Linked DNA regions of Mus musculus: region 1 is linked to region 2. A link is a contact called in ENCODE POLR2A ChIA-PET data. All regions are on one chromosome and are shown on one strand. Each heading gives the region's core, a stretch centred on a gene start or an enhancer-like site at or near the end of the contact. The rest is flanking DNA. Distances are from core to core; before and after follow the strand shown.

The links. ChIA-PET counts read pairs that join two places held with the same protein, here RNA polymerase II (POLR2A).
Region 1: POLR2A ChIA-PET joins it to region 2 with 10 read pairs in Patski. The contact joins the promoter of Zfp579 here to the promoter of Rpl28 in region 2. POLR2A ChIA-PET finds 5 or more read pairs at or near these places in 2 of 5 experiments (Patski and embryonic stem cell).

Annotation. Positions count from the first base shown.
Region 1 is chr7:4,992,221-4,999,519 of GRCm38, forward strand. Zfp579 (zinc finger protein 579) reads right to left here and starts at 3,881. Exons shown (of 2, transcript NM_026741.2): 1 at 3,784-3,881; 2 at 632-2,692. The coding sequence starts at 2,690. The coding sequence ends at 1,002.
Region 2 is chr7:4,790,059-4,797,789 of GRCm38, forward strand. It overlaps Rpl28 (ribosomal protein L28), which reads left to right and starts at 2,907. Exons shown (of 5, transcript NM_009081.2): 1 at 2,907-2,940; 2 at 3,263-3,351; 3 at 3,445-3,568; 4 at 4,006-4,124; 5 at 4,360-4,489. The coding sequence starts at 3,271. The coding sequence ends at 4,449.

The sequences.
Region 1 (7,299 bases), core at 2,631-5,130, 200 kb after region 2:
AGAAAAGAAAAAAAGAAAAGCACCCAGGACAAAGCCCTGCACAATGTAGAGGCTCCAGGAGGCATCCCAGCATGAAGGAAGGAAGAAAGAAAGAAGATAAGGATAGCTCACAGAATAAGGGCTAGGAGCACGGGCTATGGAGCCACAGTGTCCCGGGCCACATCTGGCTGTGCCACCTGTTGCTTTTGTTTTGACTCCACTCCCTAAGTGCTGGGATTACAGTTATGGATCCCCACACTCAATACAGATCATACCTGGTACTTGGGCTTCCCTCAGGAACATGGAGCCTATTGGTACCTTCATGATTGCAATGGGAATTTGGGGGAACATCTAGTGCTTTCTCAGAAAGGGAGCTGCAGGCTTCCCACACAGAGTAGTACTTTCTGTGCCTAGAAATCTGCCGTACACGTGCAAACAGTGCTGATAGGTTAAAGTGCACGCAGGGATTCCTGAGGACAGCCATCATGGCACATGGTACAGTCTTTCTTCTCAATCCAGGGCCCACAGACTTCTTGGCGTTATTGATGCCAGCCATCCCTCTGGGATCTGGTGTATGAGCGACCTTGTTCTGAACCCAAGTGTGGGTAAATCCTGACTCACCCAATCCCCCACACACAGCCTCACTCGGGGGTTGCACGAACTCACATTTATTCACAGAGACAGAGGAACGGGAGCAGACCTTTCGCGCTGGGAACTCCCAGGGTCTGGCAGTTCCAAAGAGGTGATGGTGTCCAGTGTTTGTAATAGGGATGGGCAGGCTGGGACGAACCCAGCAGTCTCTATCCTTCTGGCCAAGTGTCCTCCGCCTTGCCCTGCCTTACTTAAGACACGTGTTGGGGTGAGAAGTTCCTAACCAGCATCAGGGGTTTAGGGGTGGGTAAAGGAGAAGACGAATGATCCAGGCTTCAGGGGCAGGCAGGGGAGGTTCCTCTTCTTCAGCTTCCCTCTTCCTTACTGCAAACCGGGAGCGCAATTGGAAGGGCGGAGGGTGGATGTGAGGGTCAGGAGGCCAGGCCTCCCAATCCGCATAGGTGGGCCTTACTGTCCATCTCCTCATCCTCCATCTCGAAGGCTGAATGGTCTTGGCTGTCAAAACAGGAGGCGCTGAGAAAGACAGGTGGAGCCGGCGGGGACTGGGGTGGTGTGCCAGGTGAGGGAGGCTCTTCCTTGATGTGCGCGATGGGCAGAGGGAGCCCTTCTGCCTCCTGCTTAAGTGGCTGCGGAGGCTGGGGCGACTGTGAGGCCTGGGTCTGGAGTTCCTGCAGCGCTGCAGCCCTCTCCAGCTCCGCCCGTTCCAGCTCGGCGCGGTGGCAGCGTTGGTGGCGCAGGAGGCTGTAAGCGCGAGAGAAGCGGCGTGGGCATCGCGGGCACGGATGCGGGGCGGGACCCCCAGCATGGACTTGCGCGTGGCGGGCCAGGTCCGCCAGTCGCTTGAATTCCCTCTGGCAGCGCACGCACTGAAAAGGGCGCGCCCCGGAGTGGGTGACCCCATGCTGGCGTAGGTGTGCCCGGCGTCGGAAACCTTTGCCACACTCAGGACACCAGAAACGTGGCTCCCCCGCCGGAGGCCGGGCTGGGGTGGCATCTCCTCCATTATGCCCGCCTTCACCCCCTTCCGATGCACCCCCACATTCTGCCCCTTCGCCCCCCTCGGGCCCTTTCCCTGAGTTCCGTCCGCCCGAGGCCTTGTCATCCTTCTTGCCGGCCCCGGGTAACGGGGCCAGCAGGCTGAGTGGACCATGGACGCGGCGGTGCTGGCGGAGGTAGGAGGCCAAGCGGAAGGCCAGGCCGCAGTCTGGACACACAAAAGGTCGATCGGTGGAGTGGACTAGCCGGTGACGCGATAGGGACCAGGGCCTGGCGAAAGCCTTGAGGCAGATGGAACACTGGTGTCGCTTGGGGCGGGGCGGGGGTCCTCCTTCGCCCTCCTGTTCGCCCTCGGGGCGCAGACACGGGTGGGCTTTGAGCTCCCCCTTGGTGGCGAAGGCTTCGCGACAGCGGAGACACAGCAGCGTCCAGTCGGCCTGGAGAAGGACCTGTTTCTCCTCCTGTCGCCCCGCGGCCAGTGCCAACTCTGCCCTTAGCTCCGCTGCCCCGGCCTCGGCCTCCTTGGCCTCTGATTCCCGAGGATCCGTACTCGTGGGGACAGCCGCAGGAGCCGAGTCCCCTGCGGGCCACTGTGTGGTCGCCTCCTCCTCAGCCCCGGCCACCACCACCGTGGCGGGCTGTTCCACTCCCTCGTCCTGCGGACCCCAACTGGCCTCAGGCTCCTCCTTCACTGCCCTCTGCGTGGACAGATCCACCTCGCTACCTGCGTGCTCTTGGGCCAGGTGGCGCCTGAGCTGGGCTGGCTCCGGGAAGGTGCGTGGGCAGGCAGCGCAGCGCAGCGGGGGCTGGGGCCCGTGGCCACGAAGGTGGCGGGAAAGGTGGGCAGGCCTGCGGAAAGCTTTGGGGCACAGAGGGCAGGCATGGGGCCGGAGACCCGAGTGGCTCAGCCGGTGTCGAGACAGGTAGTAAGGGAAGCGGAAGAGGCGACCACAGGTTGGGCAGGGCAGAGGCGCCCTAGGGGCTCCAGCACCCCCTCTGCCACGACCACGGCCTCGGCCACGGCCACGGCCACGGCCTCGGCCTCGGCCACGGTCACGGTGAGGTGGGCTGCCCTGGGCGGGTGGAGGGGGCTGTGGATCCATGCCTGTGGGGAAAAGGGGAAGAGGCAGGGGTGGGGAGAAGAGATGAAAGATGTGGGGTGAGGTGAAGAGGAGAGCAGAGGTACAGGGCAGGTAGATCCACAGTTCAGAAGAGGATACAGATGAAAGTCGGGAGAGGAAGGTGGTGAGGAGGCAGAAGGGGATAGACACAGGAAAGGAGAGGAGAGAGTTGTGGAGACGTAGGAAAGGGGGGCCAAGTTCAGGAGAAACACAAAGGAGAGAGATAGAGAGAAAGAAAACATAGATATCAGAGGTGGGAACGGTCAGGAAGACAGAACAAGACACATACAGAGGAGACACAGGGAGACAAAGTCAGCCAATTGATTTTGCTCTAGTGCCCTGGGGCTTGAACATTCCTGGAGGGGCTGGGAACCAGTCCACCCTTGGGGCCCAAGTAGGGTGGGATTCAAAGTCAAGAGGCCCTGGAAATAAAAAGTCCATAAGTCAGGGGCTGGGAGGGACCAGTGGGTAGCCGGGCTTAAGCCCCTGGGTCTGTGAGAGGAGAGCTGGGGTCTGGATTCCTGGGTCTGAGGGAGGAGGAATGGGGTCTGGATTCCTGGATCGGAAGGAGGAGGGCTGGGGTCTGGGCTCCTGGGTCTGAAGAAGGTCGGGGTCTGCACTCCTGGGTCTGAGGGAGGACCTGGACTCCTGGGTTTAAAGAAGGGCTGATTTCTGGATCCCTGGGTCTCAGGCAAGAAGACTGAAAGGTAGGACTCCTGGGTCTCAGATAGAACCAGATAGGCGAACTAGACTCTTGCAGGTAGACGCAGCCTCTGAGTCCGGGTGAAGGAAGAAGCTGGGTAAGGGGCCCTGACTCACAAGACAAGGGGGAGGAGTGGACTGGGAGCTGGGCTGCAGAAAATCCTCAGCGAGAAAGCTGTGGCCAGACCCCTGGCCGGGCGTGGTGTCGGGGGAGGGCGTGGAACCTGCCGGCTGTCGGGGGATCTAGGTCCAAGAGGGGGTCTATCTGTTCCGGGTAGGTGTGATCTGCAGAACTAAGGCAGCGGGTCGAGGCCTTGCAGATTGCTCTGCGCAGGGCCTGGGGCTCGCCCCAGTCTCAGGGAGCCGGTCTTACCTCCACCTCCTGCGCTCCTTTCTTCCTTCCCTGCGGCCGGGCGATCGCGGACAGTGGTGGCGGAGAGGGAGGGGGTTGAGCGTAGTGGGAGGGGTGGGGGTGGAGAAGGAGGCTGGGCTCGGTGTTACAGCCTAAGCCTTCCCCCCGGAAACCCGGTGCTTGGTCGGAGGCCAGAAGAGGAAAGACTGGCTGAGAAGCCGGAAGCGGAGGGCCAGGGACCTGGTGGGGGTGCGGGGGGGGGGGGGGCGGGAGCAGAGGAGGGAGCTGCGGCTCCTGGATCCCGGGAGGGGAAGGGGCTGAAGGCCTGTCCTTTGGACCCTCAGAGGAGGAGGAGGCTGCAAGCCTGGGAATCTGGATCCAGCTTTCCACCCCTCCTCCATTTCCCAGCAGATAACACATATTCATTCATTCTTTCAACAAACAGGCATTTATCAAGCCCTGCCGGTGCCAGGCACTGTGCTGGCTGCTGGGTCTGAAGAAGGCAGAGATGGAGATGAACGAAGCAGTGAGTGATACAGGCTTGAGAGTGAACATCAATGATACAAGGAGTGCACCTCTATGATCGAGCCTGACTCTCACTGTCCCTTGGTTGCCTGGGCAAGCAATTCTCTCTTCTCCGAGCCTCAGTTTCTCCCTTTATGGTAAGCCCCAGGATCACAACCCGACCAGTTTTATCAGAACACCTACTGTGGGCTGGCTCTGTCCTTGGTGCTGGATCGATAAAGGCAAAATTCATACTATGATGAAAAGGGACAAACAAGAGTCAGTCACAGACGGTGTGACGAGGGAAGCTCTTGTTTTGGGCAAAGTGCTGTGGAATGAAGGGGATGGAAGAGACAGTGAGCTGGCTTTCAATGGGAGTGAATGCCATTCCTCTAGTCTTCCTTGGCAACTACGTTTCTGGAACTTGGAGCTTTAATGTTTCAGCCTGCTACATGGGCCACATCTCAAAGTATATATGATGGAGAAAAAGGGCCGTTTCAGTTATCTGCCTGCATTACAGTGTTGTTTTCTTTAGGGTTAACTTCATGCCAAACATAGTTGGCAAGAGGCTGGGTAAACTGTTCCTTTTGTACGTGTCTGGGTGAGTAGAGGTTTGGAAAGCTTTGATATGCTAGTAATTCCAGGAATTTACCCTTGAGAAACCAGAAACATGCAGTATTATACTTGTGCCAGTCCATTGCGGCTGCTTTCTTTTTCTTTTTAAAAACATTTCAGGGGGCTGGTGAGATGGCTCAGTGGGTAAGAGCACCCGACTGCTCTTCCGAAGGTCGGAAGTTCAAATCCCAGCAACCACATGGTGGCTCACAACCATCCGTAACGAGATCTGACGCCCTCTTCTGGAGTGTCTGAAGACAGCTACAGTGTACTTACATATAATAAGTAAATAAATAAAATCTTAAAAAAAAAAAAAAAAAAAAACATTTCAGTATAGGTATTGTGGGCTGGCAAGATAGCTCAGTGCAAAGGCGCCTGACTCGTGGCTGATGATCTGAGCTATCCAGGACCCACAGAGTAGAAAGAGATCACCAAACCGATTCCTGTGGGTGGGCCTCTGACTTCTCCACCTGTGTGTCTGCACACACATATACATAAACATACATTCACATATGTACAAACACACCCACCCATACATACAACACACATATACACACATATAAACATACATAAACACACAGACACAAATGTACACATACACATTAAATAAACAAATACAAATGTAGGGCTGAAGAGACAGTCCAGTGCTTGAGAGTATTGCTGTTCAAGAGGGCCAGAATTTGGTTTCCAGCACCCAGGCAAGCCCCCACCCCCTGTATAACTTCAGCTCCAACACCTTTTGTCTTTTGAACACATACACGCAGAGGGGCATATTGCCAAAAAATAAAAATAAATTGAAGTTAGATTCTGTTACATTTATTATTTATGTATGTCGGGTGCACACACAGCACAGTGCATATATGGAGGTCAGAGGTCAGTTCTCTCTCCACGATGTGGGTCCTGTCCTAGGATCAAATTCAGGTGATTAGCCTTGGGGACAAGTGGCTGTACTGACTGAGCTCTCTGGCTAGTCTACTATGGCAGTCTTGGAAATCACTATGAATGGCTCAGTAAGAGATCAGGGGAATAAAATCATGACCCAGAGAAATCTTGTATGCCCTGAAAAAAAAAAAAAAAAAAGGAAGAAAGAAGCTTACTGTGTGGAAATGTGGAGACTCCCCAGCTGAGCACAAGGAAGAGAACAACACAAAACCACCCGTGCTAAGTCTCTGTGTGCGCTCCTATCTGCAGCTTGGAGACCGACAAGATGGCTCTGCAGTTAAAACCACTAACTGCTCTTGATGAGGACCTGAATTGGGTTCCCAGCACCCACAAAACAGCTCACAGTTCCTTTATAACACTCCAGTTCCAAGAGGACCTCTTCTGTCTCCCAGAGTCAAGCATATGTGGGGTGCACATACATACAGGCAGGAAAAACATGTAAGATAAAAATAAATTCTTTTTTAAGAGGGGCAAGGCACAGTTGTGTGCACCTGCGATCCCCTCACTTAGGAGGTGGAGACAGGGCAAAATTCCATACTATAATGATATAAAGAACGCCCTAGTCTCAAATAAACAAATGAGCAAACAACAGCAAAAAGGGGGAGGGAGGAAAGTAACAAATTGAGAAATGGGTAAACAGGAAGAATTTCAAACAGAACAGAACAAGGGCGCTGTTACTTGGGGGTGTCATCTGCAATCATGGATTGGAGCATCCATGGTGGCCAGACTATCAGAGAGAAGCATCAACCCTGTGCAAGGACTGTGGCCAGCTGAGCCTGCAATTACTCGGAGAGCACTAAGGATCCATTGAGAAGGTTTTAAGCAGCAGAGTCATATGATCCGAATAGGGTTTAGAAACATTCCGGAGGAACCTGCACTGAGGCGGGGCGGGGCGGGATGCGGAGCGGGGTGCAGGGCAGGATGCGGGGGCGAGCTGTAGGCCAGGGTTGTAAGGCTGCTCTGCTCCAGGTGAGAGGTGGCTGGGCCACTGTGACCCAGCCTGGTTACCTACTGCACTTGAGGGACACAACTCAGTGGCTTCTCACTTTCCAGCCTAGAATCCAGACCCATCTATTACAGCTCCTCACTTAAATAAATGAAATAAAAGCAGACAAACAAAAACGTTGGTGTGTGTCCACAGGGATTCGAGAACAACCTGTGGGAGTCAGTTCTCTCCTTCCACCCTGTGGATTCCAGAGATGAAGGCAGCAAGTATCTTGATTTCTGAGAGGTTTTGTTGGCCCAGCCACACCTCATTTCTGAGCTGAACACTTCCCACGATTTCTCTTCATGCTCAGGAAGAGAAACAAACAAACAAACAAACAAACAAACCAGCAAAAGAAGACAAAACCCCAGCCCTTTATCCCTCAAACCCTATCTAGTTCTGCTTGCCCCTTGCCTACTGCCTTTCTGGCGAGGAGAGGGGCCGATGGAGAACAGAGTCTAACTATATAGCCCAAATTGACCTCAAACGTG
Region 2 (7,731 bases), core at 1,657-4,156:
TTGTGAGTGTAGGGCCTTGTTAACCCAACCTGGGAATACAATGAACCCATCTCCCAGGTGCCAGCTGACACCTTGTGTACACAATATACTGAGCTCAGGGCTCTGTTAGTGCTCAGATGTTAGCCTGACAAGACCTGCCTTCCTGTTCCTAGCCACAATTCCCGAAGTGCTCAGGAAAGGTGTCCCTGAGGAGATGGCATAGAAATTGTAGCTTTAGCCTGACAGTGGTGACCCATGCCCTTAGTCCCAGCACTTGAGAGGCAGATCTCTTGATTTCGAGGCCAGCCTGGTCTATAGAATGAGTTCCAGGACAGCCAGGGCCACACAGAGAGATCCTGACTCAAGTCAAACCAAACCAAAACTGTGGCCTTTTTGCTATTATTTTTTAAAGATATATTTATTGTTATATGTAAGTACACTGTAGCTGCCTTCAGACACATCAGAAGCCGGGCGTGGTGGCGCACGCCTTTAATCCCAGCACTCGGGAGGCAGAGGCAGGCGGATTTCTGAGTTCGAGGCCAGCCTGGTCTACAGAGTGAGTTCCAGGACAGCCAGGGCTACACAGAGAAACCCTGTCTCGAAAAAAAAAAAAAAAAACAAAAACAAAAAAAAAACCAAACAAACAAACAAAAAAAACAACAACAAAACAGACACATCAGAAGCATCAGATTCCGTTAGGGATGATTGTGAGCCACCATGTGGCTGTTTGGAATTTGAACTCAGGACCTTCAGAAGAACAGTCAGTGTTCTTCCCCACTGAGCCATCTCACCAGCTCCAACTTAGAGAGAATTTAATGGGTATGGCCAGGTCACTCTGGAACTGAGAGGCATCATGGCACAGGCAAATGGTTGGGCCAAGCCATGGTCCACACTAGGAGGACCCAACAGCTATTATAGGGAAGTCCTGATCTTCCACACATCTACCCCTTAAATGAGTTCATTCTCCCTGGGGTGGGAAACCTCGAGACAGTTCTGAACAGAACTAGTTCTCCCAAGACTCTATCTAGTTTCAGAGTTGGAGAAAACTGAGGATGATGGAGGAGAAAAATCACATTTTCCACCGTGATGCTGCCATTGGTAGCCTGCAAACAAACCATCCGTGAGCCTGTGAATAGCATAAAGGAAACACACTTGGACACACACACACACACACACACACAGACTAGCTGCAGTGGGAGTGTATGTGAGTATGGCCCAAAACATTATATACACATACAAAAATGTTATGTAAACCTACTTTATGCATGATTAAATGCTAATAAAACATTAAGAATGACTGTGGTGGGCTGGAGAGATGGTTCAGCGGTTAAGAGCACTGATTGCTCTTTCAGAGGTCCTGAGTTCAGTTCCCAGCAACCACATGGTGGCTCACAACCATCTGTAATGAGATCGCATGCCCTCTTCTCGTGTCTGAAGACAGCTACAGTGTACTTATAAAGAAAAGCTGCCGGGATTGGCCAGGTATTGCTGAGGACAGACATGGAATGTTTCTGCATAGACAGAACCAGGCATGAAAGAATAGGTATTTAACACTGCAGCAGTACATTTTTAGAGAGGTCTGAAAATGGTTCATTGGGCACTGGTGTTTGTGTGGGACACGGTCAAGAAGAGTAATGGAACCATCTGCCATCTGAAGACTTCACGCCAGAGCAAATCTTTAAAATAGTTCATGCATCCATTTAAACAACAAGTCTTGAGGACTCAGTGATTAAGAGCACTTGCTGCTCTCGCAGAGCACCTGGGTTTGGTTACCAGCTCATATGAGGCAGCTCACAGCTGCCTGAAACTCTAGTTTCTCAGGATCAACGGTTTCTTTTGGACTTTGCATTTTACATGTTAACACAACACCCACATACATCATAATTAAAATTAATAAATCTGAAGCCAGGCGTGATGGCGCACGCCTTTAATCCCAGCGCTCGGGAGGCAGAGGCAGGAGGATTTCTGAGTTGGAGGCCAGCCTGGTCTACAAAATGAGTTCAGGGAGAGCCAGGGCTACACAGAGAAACCCTGTCTCAAAAAAACAAAAACAAAACAAAACAAAACAAAACAAAAAAACAAAACAAAAAGGAGTTGCAGAGATGACTTAGTGGTTAAGAGTTTTGGCTGCTCTTCCAGAGGACCCAGGTTCTATTCCCAGCACCCACATGGTGGCTCAAAAACTGTCTAATTGAATCCAGGCACCAGGCAGGCACATAGCATTCATATATATATCCAGGCTTAAAAAGAAAGGAAATTAAGAAATTAAGAAAGCCCTCATACATATTACAAAAAAAAAAAAAAAAATAAGTTGGGACTGGAGAGAGAGACGGCTCAGAGCACTGGCTGCTCTTCCAGACAACAGTGGTTCAATTCTCAGTAGGCACTATCTGTAACTTTAGTTTCAGAGTATCCAACAAAGGCGTGCGCCACCACGCCCGGGAAAAATAAATAAATCTTAAAATCAATTAAGCTCCACTTAATGTGAGATCTGGAATCCTCAATATTTGCATCCACAGGCTGAGGCTGGAGGATCCCACCTCGAAATCTACTAGACAAGGGCGCAAAACCGTTTTTTTTTTTCAAAATATGTATTAGTGCCCACCATGCGCTAAGTGCAGACTGAACAGATCAGGGTGATGCGATGGGAACATAGCTCTAGGAACTCTCTCTGCTTTTGGATCCTCACGAAAACCGAGTCACCGAGTTCCGAAAACTTCCTACCCCACCCCGGCGCCTCATCACGGTACGCACCGCGAGAACTCGCCGGGACCTTCAGACGAAGAGCTCCGAAGGTTCCCGAGTCAAAAAGACTCGGAGGCGGAACCCAAGGCCCAGAGGAAGCTGGGTAGCCGAGTTCAGGCGCGCCACGGGAGGAAGCGGAAATGCGTTGCCATTTTAAAGGTGTCGTCCCGCCTCTCGTGTCTCTCTTTCCGTCTCCGGCCGCCATAGGGAGAGGAGGTGAGTGTGAGGCCTCTGTCCGTCCCGCGTGGCCGCCATCTCGCTCCCACGGCCTCGGTCTCCTGCCTGGGCTTTCTCTCCTTGTACCCAAGCACCATTCGCTGCCCTCATTCCCCACCGGAAGTGGGGCCTCAGCGTCCCTTCCCCCTTCTAAGTCTCCGCGGTGTTAGCTCGGCCTGCCTCCTTTGCTCACCCTTTCCTCGGCCGTGTAAAGCTCTTGCTCGCTTTTTCCCAACGGTGCTGCCGCTTACCCAGCCGCCTGTCCACGGCCTGCTTCTTTCTGACATCTTTCACACCCCCCCCCCCCCCGGCTTCTCCCCAGCCGCCGCCATGTCCGCGCATCTGCAGTGGATGGTCGTCCGGAACTGCTCCAGTTTCTTGATCAAGAGGAATAAGCAGACGTACAGCACGGTGAGTCGGGCCCGCGTGTGAGGGGCACTGTGGCTCTTTTGCGTATCGGAGCCTCCGGGCCTTAACTTAACATCGTGTACACCTATTCCCCAGGAGCCAAATAATCTGAAAGCCCGAAACTCCTTCCGCTACAACGGGCTAATTCACCGCAAGACCGTCGGAGTGGAGCCGGCCGCCGATGGCAAAGGGGTCGTGGTAGTTATGAAACGCAGATCCGGTGAGCCTTTGCACACGATAGCGCTCCCTTTTTCCAGGGTCCAGAACTGCCCTTCCTCTGACTTCCCGGCTGTGTAAGGTGATCTTTAAATTAAGAAGTGTAGAGAGAAACTTAAGTACAGTTTCTCTATGTAGACCTCAATGTCCTGGAACTCTACATCAGGTTGGTCTAGAACTCAGAGATCCACCTGCCTCTGCTTCCTGAGTGCTTGGATTAAGTGCATGCGCTATGTCCCTCCTGTATCTGGGAGGTTCCTAAAGAGGGATGGGATTTTCCCGGGCTTTAAGACTTACCTGTGACAGTCACCTAAGGGATGTACTGAATGGGCTGGAGGGAAGATGGGGTGAGCATGGTCTTCAGAGAGGCTCTGTGTTCCATCAGGCAGATGCTCTGAAGGGCTCATGCAGATGGACTGATTCCTAGGCTTTCCTTACCAGGTCAGCGAAAACCTGCCACTTCTTATGTGAGGACCACCATCAACAAGAATGCTCGGGCTACCCTCAGCAGCATCAGACACATGATCCGAAAGAACAAGTACCGCCCTGATCTGCGTATGGTGAGTAATGGATGGGTACTTAAGGCAGGGGGGCAGCTGGTACTAAACCTGAGGGGCTGCATGCAGGCCTGGGTGCTTGGCTCTGCCTAGCTGGAGCTAGACTCGGGACTTTTGATCACTCACACACACACACACACACACACACACCCTGCCTCCCCGGAGTCCTAGGAAACAAGCAGCAGTAAATGGGAGTGTCTTTTGAGTTTGTGAGCTAAGTTCCTTGTCCTGTCCTCAGGCGGCCATCCGCAGGGCCAGTGCCATCCTTCGAAGCCAGAAGCCTGTGGTGGTGAAGAGGAAACGGACCCGCCCCACCAAGAGCTCCTGAGCCCCACACGCCCGAAGCAATAAAGAGTCCACTGACTTCCATTAGGCCTCCAAAATGTTTTGTGCTCATTGAGCTGTGGCTCTGCGCTGTCTTTAGTTGTGCTATCAAAGCTATTAGAACTTGTTCATCTGGAGTGAGGGTTGTTGGGGATAGAAGCTGTTCAGGGCCATCTGGGTACCAACAGGAGTGAGAGCGGCTTGTGCAGGACATTCAGTTGATTCCTGTGGAAACAGGAGTGAGGGTAAATGACTTCAGGGTTCTTAGCTGCTGACACTGTCAGATATCCTGAGCTTGAGGCTGTCTCACCAGGTCTTAGTCCACTGACCCAGATAAGGCCCCCACCCTTCAGTTGACAAGCCTCCTTATAAGAAGGAAATGGGAGGTTCAATACCCGGTTTCAGAGTGAAGTCTTCAGTTATCAGATGCTCTGATGTGTGAAACAGTGATACTCCTGAAGGAAACATTCTGGTGGGTGTCAGCTGGGACTTTGTGCTGCTGCAGTAGAATTTCAGTGTGAATTGCTGACCTTAGAAAATGTCAACAAAGTCTAGTGTTTACCAAATGCATGTCCTTTATATTTGTAATCTCAGCATTCTGGTAGGCTGAAGCAGGTGACTAAGGCCAGCCTTGTTTATAAAGCAACTCCGAGAATACCCAGGGCTATAGAGACGACCACATCTCAGAAATCAGCCATTGTAAGTCTATCTGGGTGGGTGGGTAAGTAAAGTGAGTATACAGGTGTACTGAGGGACTCAGTGGCCATTTCTTGCCCCTTCCAGCCAGTACTAGCATTTCCTGGAAAACTTGAGGCTCACATGCAAAATAGTACCCATACCATTTTTGCTGGATTTTTGTCGCTGCTACACAACTCAGGCCAAAGTGCTGCCTGGGCTTTGGTCCCAACTGGATCATTGTCCATTCCAGTCCGACTTGAACTATTTTCTTTTCTTTTTTTTTTTTTTTTTTAAGATTTTATTATATGTAAGTACTCTGTACCTGTCTTCAGACACACCAAAGGAGGGCATCAGATCTCATTATGGATGGCTATGAGCCATCATGTGGTTGCTGGGATTTGAACTCAGGACCTTCGAAAGAGCAGTCATTGCTCTTAACTGTTGCCATTTCCAGCCCCTTGAACTATTTTTTTTTTTAAAGATTTATTTATTATATGTAAGTACACTGTAGCTGTCCTCAGATACTCCAGAAGAGGGGATCAGATTTCGTTATGGATGGTTATGAGCCACCATGTGGTTGCTGGGATTTGAACTCACAACCTTCGGAAGAGCAGTCGACGCTCTTAACCACTGAGCCATCTTGCCAGCCCCCCCTTGAACTATTTTTAACCCAAGTTTAACTCATGGCACCTCTCTCCCCACTGATAGACCCTGGCTCAGCTCACTGAAGTGAACTGAGACCCTTATGTTTTGAGATGCTGGTGAGCATAGCGTTCTTGGCAGCAGTCCACCCTGTTGACCTATCGACGGGAAAATATTTTTTTTAACTTATACTCATTTTTATTGGGGTGTAAATAAGGTGAATTCACCCTCTTTGAAAAAGCATGTGTAGGGGCTAGAGGGAAGGCTCAGCAGTTAAGCACTGGCTGCTCTTCCAGAGAGTTCTGACCTCATTTCTCAGTATTCAGCTTTGGATCACACCATCTATAATGGGATCTGATGCCCTCTTCTGGCACACAGGTGTACATGCAGACTTAGGACTCAAATGAATGTAAAAAAGCCAATGTGGTACATGCAGGAGGTCAGAGGAGGATGGTGTCCTGATTGTTCCTTTTAAGACAGTCCCATTGAATTGGATTTAGGCTCGGAAGTCAGCAACCCCCAGCTTGTCTCTGCCCACCTTTGTGCTGGGAGTACAGTACAGCTGTGTGGCAGCATCTGGCTCTGTTGTCCATGAATCAGTTTGCACATGGGGAGGTCAGAGGACAATACATGGTTTTATTCCTATACTTTTAGGTGGATTCTGGAGGTCAAACTCAGGTTGCCAGCCTTGAGGGCAAGCTCCTTTTACTAAGCTTTTTTTTGTTTTTCGAGACAGGGTTTCTCTGTGTAGCCCTGACTGTCCTGGAACTCACTTTGTGGACCAGGCTGGCCTCCAACTCAGAAATCCACCTGCCTCTACCTCCCAAGTGCTGGGATTAAAGGTGTGTGCCACCACGCCCTGCTTTCACTAAACTATCTTGTTAGTCCATGACTAGCTTTGTAAACAATTTTTTGTTTTCTCAGTGTAACTCTGCCTGTCCTGGAACTGGCTCTTGTGCTGGGATTTAAGGCATATGCTGCCACTATTGAGCTTAATTTTTATCGATTTTAATGAGACAGGTTCAGTGTCTGTTGCCCTGGCTGTCCTGAAACTCACTATGCAGACCAGGCTGGCCTGGAACTCGGATCCTCCTGTCTCCTGGGATTAAAGGCGTATGCTGATCCCGATCTCCGCTATGACTGGCTTTCTCCTGTGGGTGCTGAGGATTTGAACCCTGCTGTCCCTTCCCTCACTGGCCTGCATAGCAGTGTAGTATAACAGGCTGCCTCTGTTGGGAATACAGTTTGCACCATCACATAAAAATCAGTCTTTTTCCAGGACAGCCAGGGCTATACAGAGAAACCCTGTCTCGAAAAACCGGAAAGAAAAAATGAGTCTTTTCCACCAGGTTTAATGTCCTGTAGGTTACTTGGCGTGCCTCCCTGTGTTTCCTTGCATGGCTGAGCAGGCTCAGCTGTAAGTCTTTGGGAATGGAGGTAGGTTTTTGTGCAACTAGAATTGGTCAGGAGGCCCACTTGCATTTCCTTGTTGATCTGTTTACTAATTAGTTCAACCACAGCCTGCACACTTAGAATGCTCATGAGCACTTGGAGGGATGGCTTAGTAAAGACCACTTGCTCCTGCAAAGGACCCAGTTTCTTTCCCAAGAACCCATGTCAGGCTTCTGTAACTCCAGAGAATCATTGCCATTGGGCTCCACAGGCACTTCTGTTCACATGCACATTCTCACAGATACACAAATATGTATGTACGTTTGTGTGTGTTTCATATATATGAAACATGAGGGAACCAACCTTGTAACTTCTGCACTGCATCCAAAGAGGTGCTCGGTAAATGCTTGTCACGGAACGAGCAAGAGACAGATCCTCTTCAATAGCGTTTCTTCCAGTTTCTATTAACTTCACCACTGACCCCGATGGAATCCCATAGGAAATAGTTCCCAGCATCTGTGTATAATACATCAAAATACCAGAGTTGCTTAGGGTTGGGAGCCGGTTGGTAGGC